Linked DNA regions of Homo sapiens: region 1 is linked to region 2. A link is an interaction called in ENCODE POLR2A ChIA-PET data of the cell type or tissue named here. Cell type or tissue: Caco-2. All regions are shown on one strand. Links, peaks and the distances in the headings refer to the core of each region. The heading gives the core; the rest is flanking DNA. Region 1 has its middle 17 kb from the start of SPTLC2. Region 2 holds the start of ISM2 (isthmin 2).

Region 1 (2,908 bases), core at 96-2,595, 130 kb before region 2:
ACAGGACTTGCACAGCAACAAACCATAACTTCCTAACAGAAAGAAAATAACTTTTGTCTAATTCAAAAGTTATAAAGGTAAAGAGGTATTTTTGGTAAAGAGTGTTACAAGAAAAGAGACTTTGTATGAAAAAGGATCTTGTATGGTAAATTCTTGTCCTAAAATAAAATAACTGGTTGTTTAAAAAGACAGACATTTAGGACAAGTCAGAAAGTCCAACCATGTCATAGATGGTCTGTATAAGTTGTGAAAAGATTCGTGAAAGGAATTTACAACTTGCCTTCTTTAAAGCCATTAAATTTGGCCAGGTGAAGTGGCTCATGTCTGTAATCCCAGCCCTTTGGAGGCTGAGGTGGATGGATCACGAGGTCAGGAGTTTGAGACCAGCCTGGCCAACATAGTGAAACCCCGTCTCTACTAAAAATACAAAAAATTAAGTGAGTGTGGTCGTGGGCACCTGTAATCCCAGCTACTTGGGAGGCTGAGGCAGGAGAATCACTTGAGCCTGGGAGGCAGAGGTTGCAGTGAGCCGAGATCGTGCCACTGCACTCCAGCCTGGGTGACAGTGTGAGACTCCATCTCAAAAAAAAAAAAAGCCATTAAATTCTAGGTAAGGCCTGGGCACATACAGAGTTAGTCATGCCCCCTAACTATGCTGGAAAAAGTCAGACCTTATCTGCACTTCCGTCTAGTGTCCTAGACTCCAAAGCTAGTACATAATTAGAATTGTTTTCTTACCAGGTTTTTCATAAAAAGTAAATGTTGCTAGGAGTTAACAGTGTAGGCCAATATGGTGAAACCCTGTCTCTACTAAAAATACAAAAATTAGCTGGGCCTGGTGGCATGCACCTGTAGCCCCAGCTACTCAGGAGACTGAGGCAGGAGAATCGCTTGAACCTGGGAGGTAGAGGTTGCAATCAGCTGAGATCATGCCATGACACTCCAGCTTGGGTGATGGAGTGAGACTCTGTCTCAAAAATAAAAGAAAAAAAAAAGAGTTAACTGTGTAACATTCACTTGAGACTACTGGAGAAAACAGTTTTCCATGCAAGGTGTATAAGAAAAGTAGAATGTGCTTTTGGTAAAAGATTACAAGAAGGCATGAAAGCCAGGTGCAGTGGCTCATGCATGTAATCCTAGACTTTTGAGAGGCCAAGGCAGGTGGATTACTTGAGGTCAGGAGTTCAAGACCAAGCTGGGCAACGTGGTGAAACCTCATCTCTACTAAAAATACAAAGAATTAGCCAGGCATGGTGGCACACACCCTTAATTCCAGCTACTCGGGGGGCTGAGGAAGGAGAATCACTTGAACTTGGGAAGCGGAGGTTGTAGTGAGCTGAGATCATGCCACTGCACTCCAGCCTGGGCAACAGAGCAAGACCCTGCCTCAAAAAAGCAAAACAAAACAAAACAAAATAAGTAATACAAAAAAGAGAAGGCATGAGAATGTGAATTTTTTTTGCTTCGTTTAGAGGGTTAAAGGATAGTTTTAAGTTGAAATAAAGCCAAAGGTTTGAGCAAATTGTGGAAGGATTGCAAAAGATTAATCTGTATGTGAACATATTGGCTAAAATTAAAGGGGTATATTATTCAGTTTATCCATAAATTGAACATTGGAATAAAAGCATAACATAGTTTTCTTAGAGCATTGTTCTGCTCTTTAACAGAAAACTATAAAGGGTCATAAAAGTTTTATGAGAATCTTACCTATGGTTAAATGAATTAAGATTGGATAGATTTGTCTATGAGGTTTTATTAAGAATTGGGTTTAACATCAATAGTACTCTAATGCAAAGGTAAAATTTGGCTTTCTTTGAACTGTATTTGTATAAATAGGTTGTTGGTATGTGTTCCAAAACTGTGTGAAACTCCTGTAATTCTGATATAACTTAGTATATGCTATCAGTAATAATTGTAATTGTTATGTTAAATTATTGCATACCACAGAGGTAACACATTTCCTTGTCAATTGTGTCTTTGACTGTGGTGGCCTTAAGACTTTTTGTCATCCACAGACAATCATTGTCTTGTTTTAACTCTTTTTAAAAGGTGGTTTTACAGGCTGGGCATGGTGGCTTATGCCTGTAATCCCAGCACTTTGGGAGACTGAGGCAGGAGGACCACTTGAGTGCAGGAGCTTGAGACCAGCCTGGGCAACATGGTGAAACCCCATCTCTACGAAATCATAAACAAATTAGCTAGATGTGCTGGTGGGTGCCTGTAGTCCCAGCTACTCAGGAGGCTGAGGTGGATGGATGGCTTGATCCTGGGAATCAGATGTTGCAGTTTGCAGTGAGCTGAGATCACACCACTGCACTCCAGCATTGGCTACAGAATGAGATCTTATCTAAAAAAAAAAGGTGGTTTTATAATAAGCTATAGAACAGGTGCTCTTTGGAGATTTTAACATTAAAATGAAGAAGAAAGAACTTTCAAGATTGTCTTGGAAAACTAATGTGTTCATAAATGTCAAGCAAAACTGGAATTAATTGACTGAAGTAATCTTTTTTACCTTTTTGCTTAAAACATTGCTAATCCTTTGTTTTTCAAAGTCAAGAAAGCTGTTCTTTTGAGCTATTTACAGCTTTTAAAATTGAGTACTCCTGTAAACAAAATTTGGAGGATATTTGTTTCTCTCTACCTGATTTCTCCAGAATTTGGAAATGATTTGTGAGTATTCTTAACTTATGGCAATATGATTATTTATATAAGTGCAGTAAGAATATGCTTCTTTTGCAACAGGACACAATTGGAGAAACTAGTTATTTTATCAAGGCTTTGACTGAAATGTCATGCTTTCCTTTAAGGAATCAAAATTGACTTATAGAACCAATAAAGCTCCTTGGTAAAACAGACCTCATACCTTGTCTACACAGTCCCTGTATAGGATTCTTGACCTGTGGTAAGT
Region 2 (2,908 bases), core at 302-2,801:
CTCATTTACTCACATTTACTTCACATTTACTTCTCATTTACTCACACTTCTCACACTTGGTGCCCAGGTGAGAGGGGTAACCTCTCCTGCTCCCGGGCCCCCACACTTTTACAGATGACAAGAGCACGAAGACGTCAAATAATTTGTCCAATAATATCACCTACTTGGTAAATGGTGAAAGATTCCAGTCCCCATGGCCGAATCCAGACCCAGGTTGTCATCCCTGTGATGCACCATTCAAAACCCTGCAGCTGTGCCCCTGGGAATAGGAGTAGTTCCAGAAAAGCACACAGTCCCCCCACAGTCTTACTCTAACTTGACCCAGACCCAGCAGTTTACACCAGTAGCTGGGCTTGCTCTTCATCCTCTCTACCACCCCTGGGGATCCACCAACCCTGCCCTGAAACTTGAGTCATCCTTTGTGCGCCCTGCTATGACCCCTGGGTGGGCATGTCCCCAGTGCCTTGTGACTGCTCCTCACCGACCTGTCCCAACCCCTCCCCCTACCTGGTGTCACTGCGTTCACATTCCCAAGCTGCCCCATCCAGATTGGCACTGCCTCTCAAGAGTTCCTGATCTTTGCCACAAGCTAAGGTTTTGTGTCGGTTGCTCAGAGGCAGGCCATCTTGGTGACCCTCGTGGCCTACGTGAGGATCCCTGCACCAAGGGTCCCACTGGATGAAGTGGGCAGTTTCACTGTTTCACCCAGGATACAACTAGGCGACGACCAGACTCCCGGCTGTCCTTCTGGGACTTTATCCTCACATCTGAGTCTCAACTTTCTCCTGTTTTGTTTTCTGAGACAGGGTCGCACTCTGTCGCCTAGGTTGGAGTGCAATAGTGCAATCTCGGCTCACTGCAGCCTCTGCCTCCCAGGTGCAAGCGATTCTCCCACCTGTGTGTGGGCCAGGTGCGCCGGACCTCGGGGCTCCCACCCGCTGGGACTACGGGTGCGCGCTGCCACGCCCGGCTAATTTTTGTATTTTTAGTAGAGACGGGGTTTCACCTTGTTGGCCAGGCTGGTCTCAACTCCTGACCTCAAGTGATCTTCCTGCCTCGGCCTCCCAAACTGCTGGGATTACAGGCGTGAGCCACCGGCCGACTCTCCGGTTTTTAAAAGTGCTCTGAGAACATTCCGAGGACACTGGGTGCAGAATGGCAGGTGCTGGCTTGTGCCTCTGCTCTGGTCTCCACCTCCGGCAGTAGACTGGGAAGAGCCCTGGGGGAGTTACTTCTAGGCTTCCTCCCCAGCAAACCTTCCTCGAGGCATAACCAAACATCTGCCCGGCATCCGAAGACTCGCGCCACTCTCCCGTCGGGCTGCGCCTCCCTCGCCCGCGCGGCACCGCCGGTCCAGGTCGCAGTTGGAGCGCGGTCGGGGAGGGCAGAGGTGGCGTCGGACCCTCAGGGCCCCGCAGGAGTCGCAGCGCAGGGCCGGAGCGCGCCGGGCCGCAGCTTCCCGCGAACAGGAATTCGCTGGGGGCTGCGACGGCGACAGCGGCGGGGACTGAGGGCGGGGAGGCGGCCAGATCAAAGAGAGCCGCCCACAGGGTCAAGACGGGTCGGGGAGCGCCGAGGGGCCCCTCGGAGGAGGGTGGGGGACGTCCAGGTGCGCGGACCCTAGAGCTGTGCGGGCGCCCACGCGAGGAGCCGGGGCCAGAGAGGCTGTGCGAGCTGCGCGCCCCCGCCCCGCGCGGCCCCGTGCCCCGCGCGCCCCTCAGGATCGCCGGGTCCCGCCCCCGGAGGAGGCGAGGCGGGGCGCGACTGGGTTCGCGGCCGCGTGCAGAGGTGCAGGCAGAGCAGCCTCGGAACCGAGACGATGCGTGCGCTCCGCGACCGAGCCGGGCTCCTCCTCTGCGTGCTGCTGCTGGCGGCGCTGCTGGAGGCGGCGCTAGGGCTCCCCGTGAAGAAGCCGCGGCTCCGCGGACCACGGCCTGGGAGCCTCACGAGGCTCGCAGAGGTGAGTGGCGGCGGCACCGGGCTGCGGAGCGCGCTGTCGGTCCCACCTCCCCAGCCCGCCGGCTCCAGCCGTGCGGGGAGCGGGACCGGGACACACACAGGCAGCGACCCCCCGATGGAGAGAGGGGCCGGGGCCGGCCGGAAGCTCCCGGACACCGGGCGTTGCCCAGGTGCGCCGGACTTCGGGGCTTCCACTCCTCGCGCGTGACCGCGAGCCGGGCTGCCGCGGACCAGCCGGGTGACAAGTTTGACTTCTGTGCGGAGTGAGGTGGCCGACACTCCACGGTGGCCGGGCTTCCTCGCCCTGAGCGGACCTCGCCTGCAGCCCCCTTTCCAGGTGCGCGCTAGCTCGGAGAGGAGTCCCGCCGGTGCGAGGAATCTGGCGCTTTGCGGAGTGGCGGGCCAGGGCCGCTGAGGTTCAAACGGTCAGGTGAGCCCCTTCCATGAGACAAGCGGAGGCACAGTGGGGCTCTCCAGCCGCCGGCAGGGGTGGCCAGCCTGAGACTGGCTCTGTCCTCGTGGCCTGTGGGTGGGCATTGGGGTATAAAACAGGAATGAGATGGAAGAGTGGTGTTGGCCATGGAGAGAAGCCATGGTCTGTCAAACCCTGTGTCTTCCAGTCACTGAGGGGTCTACAGTCCAGCTTATTGCCCCCTGGAATGCAGCGGACGTTCATTCCCATGGGGACAAAGACAGCCAGACTTGTATTAGGGTATGCAGGAGCAGTCCTATGTGGCAGGTGGTCTTAGGTCTTGGGTCCTGGGTCCTTCCATGTACTAAGCTGTAGGAGGCCCGAATAGCTCTTCCCATCTTGCCGTTTTTCCTTCCTTCCTTCCTTCCTTCCTTCCTTCCTTCCTTCCTTCCTTCCTTCCTTCCTTCCTTCCCTCCCTCCCTCCCTCCCTCCCTCCCTCCCTCCTTCCTTCCTACTTTTTCTTTCTCCCTCTCTTTT

The links. ChIA-PET counts read pairs that join two places held together with the same protein. Peaks named below come from ENCODE experiments on the same cell type or tissue, not always from the same donor. Only the 100,000 strongest peaks of a DNase experiment are listed, where the experiment ranks them.
Region 1: POLR2A ChIA-PET joins it to region 2 with 7 read pairs; 2 of 35 experiments call an interaction of 5 or more read pairs at or near these places.

Annotation. Positions count from the first base shown.
Region 1 is chr14:77,631,698-77,634,605 of GRCh38, reverse strand. No RefSeq gene overlaps it. Among named protein-coding and RNA genes, the nearest start is that of SPTLC2, 17 kb to the right of the region's middle. In Caco-2, for the core only: no CTCF peak of the experiment used is centred there; no DNase peak of the experiment used is centred there.
Region 2 is chr14:77,497,705-77,500,612 of GRCh38, reverse strand. It overlaps ISM2 (isthmin 2), which reads left to right and starts at 1,797. Exons shown (of 7, transcript NM_199296.3): 1 at 1,797-1,960. The coding sequence starts at 1,820. RefSeq lists an enhancer at 1,114-1,173 and silencers at 1,544-1,733, 2,004-2,213, 2,254-2,313. In Caco-2, for the core only: no CTCF peak of the experiment used is centred there; DNase peaks (open chromatin) are centred at 1,242, 1,822 and 2,311; H3K4me3 peaks cover 1,728 bases.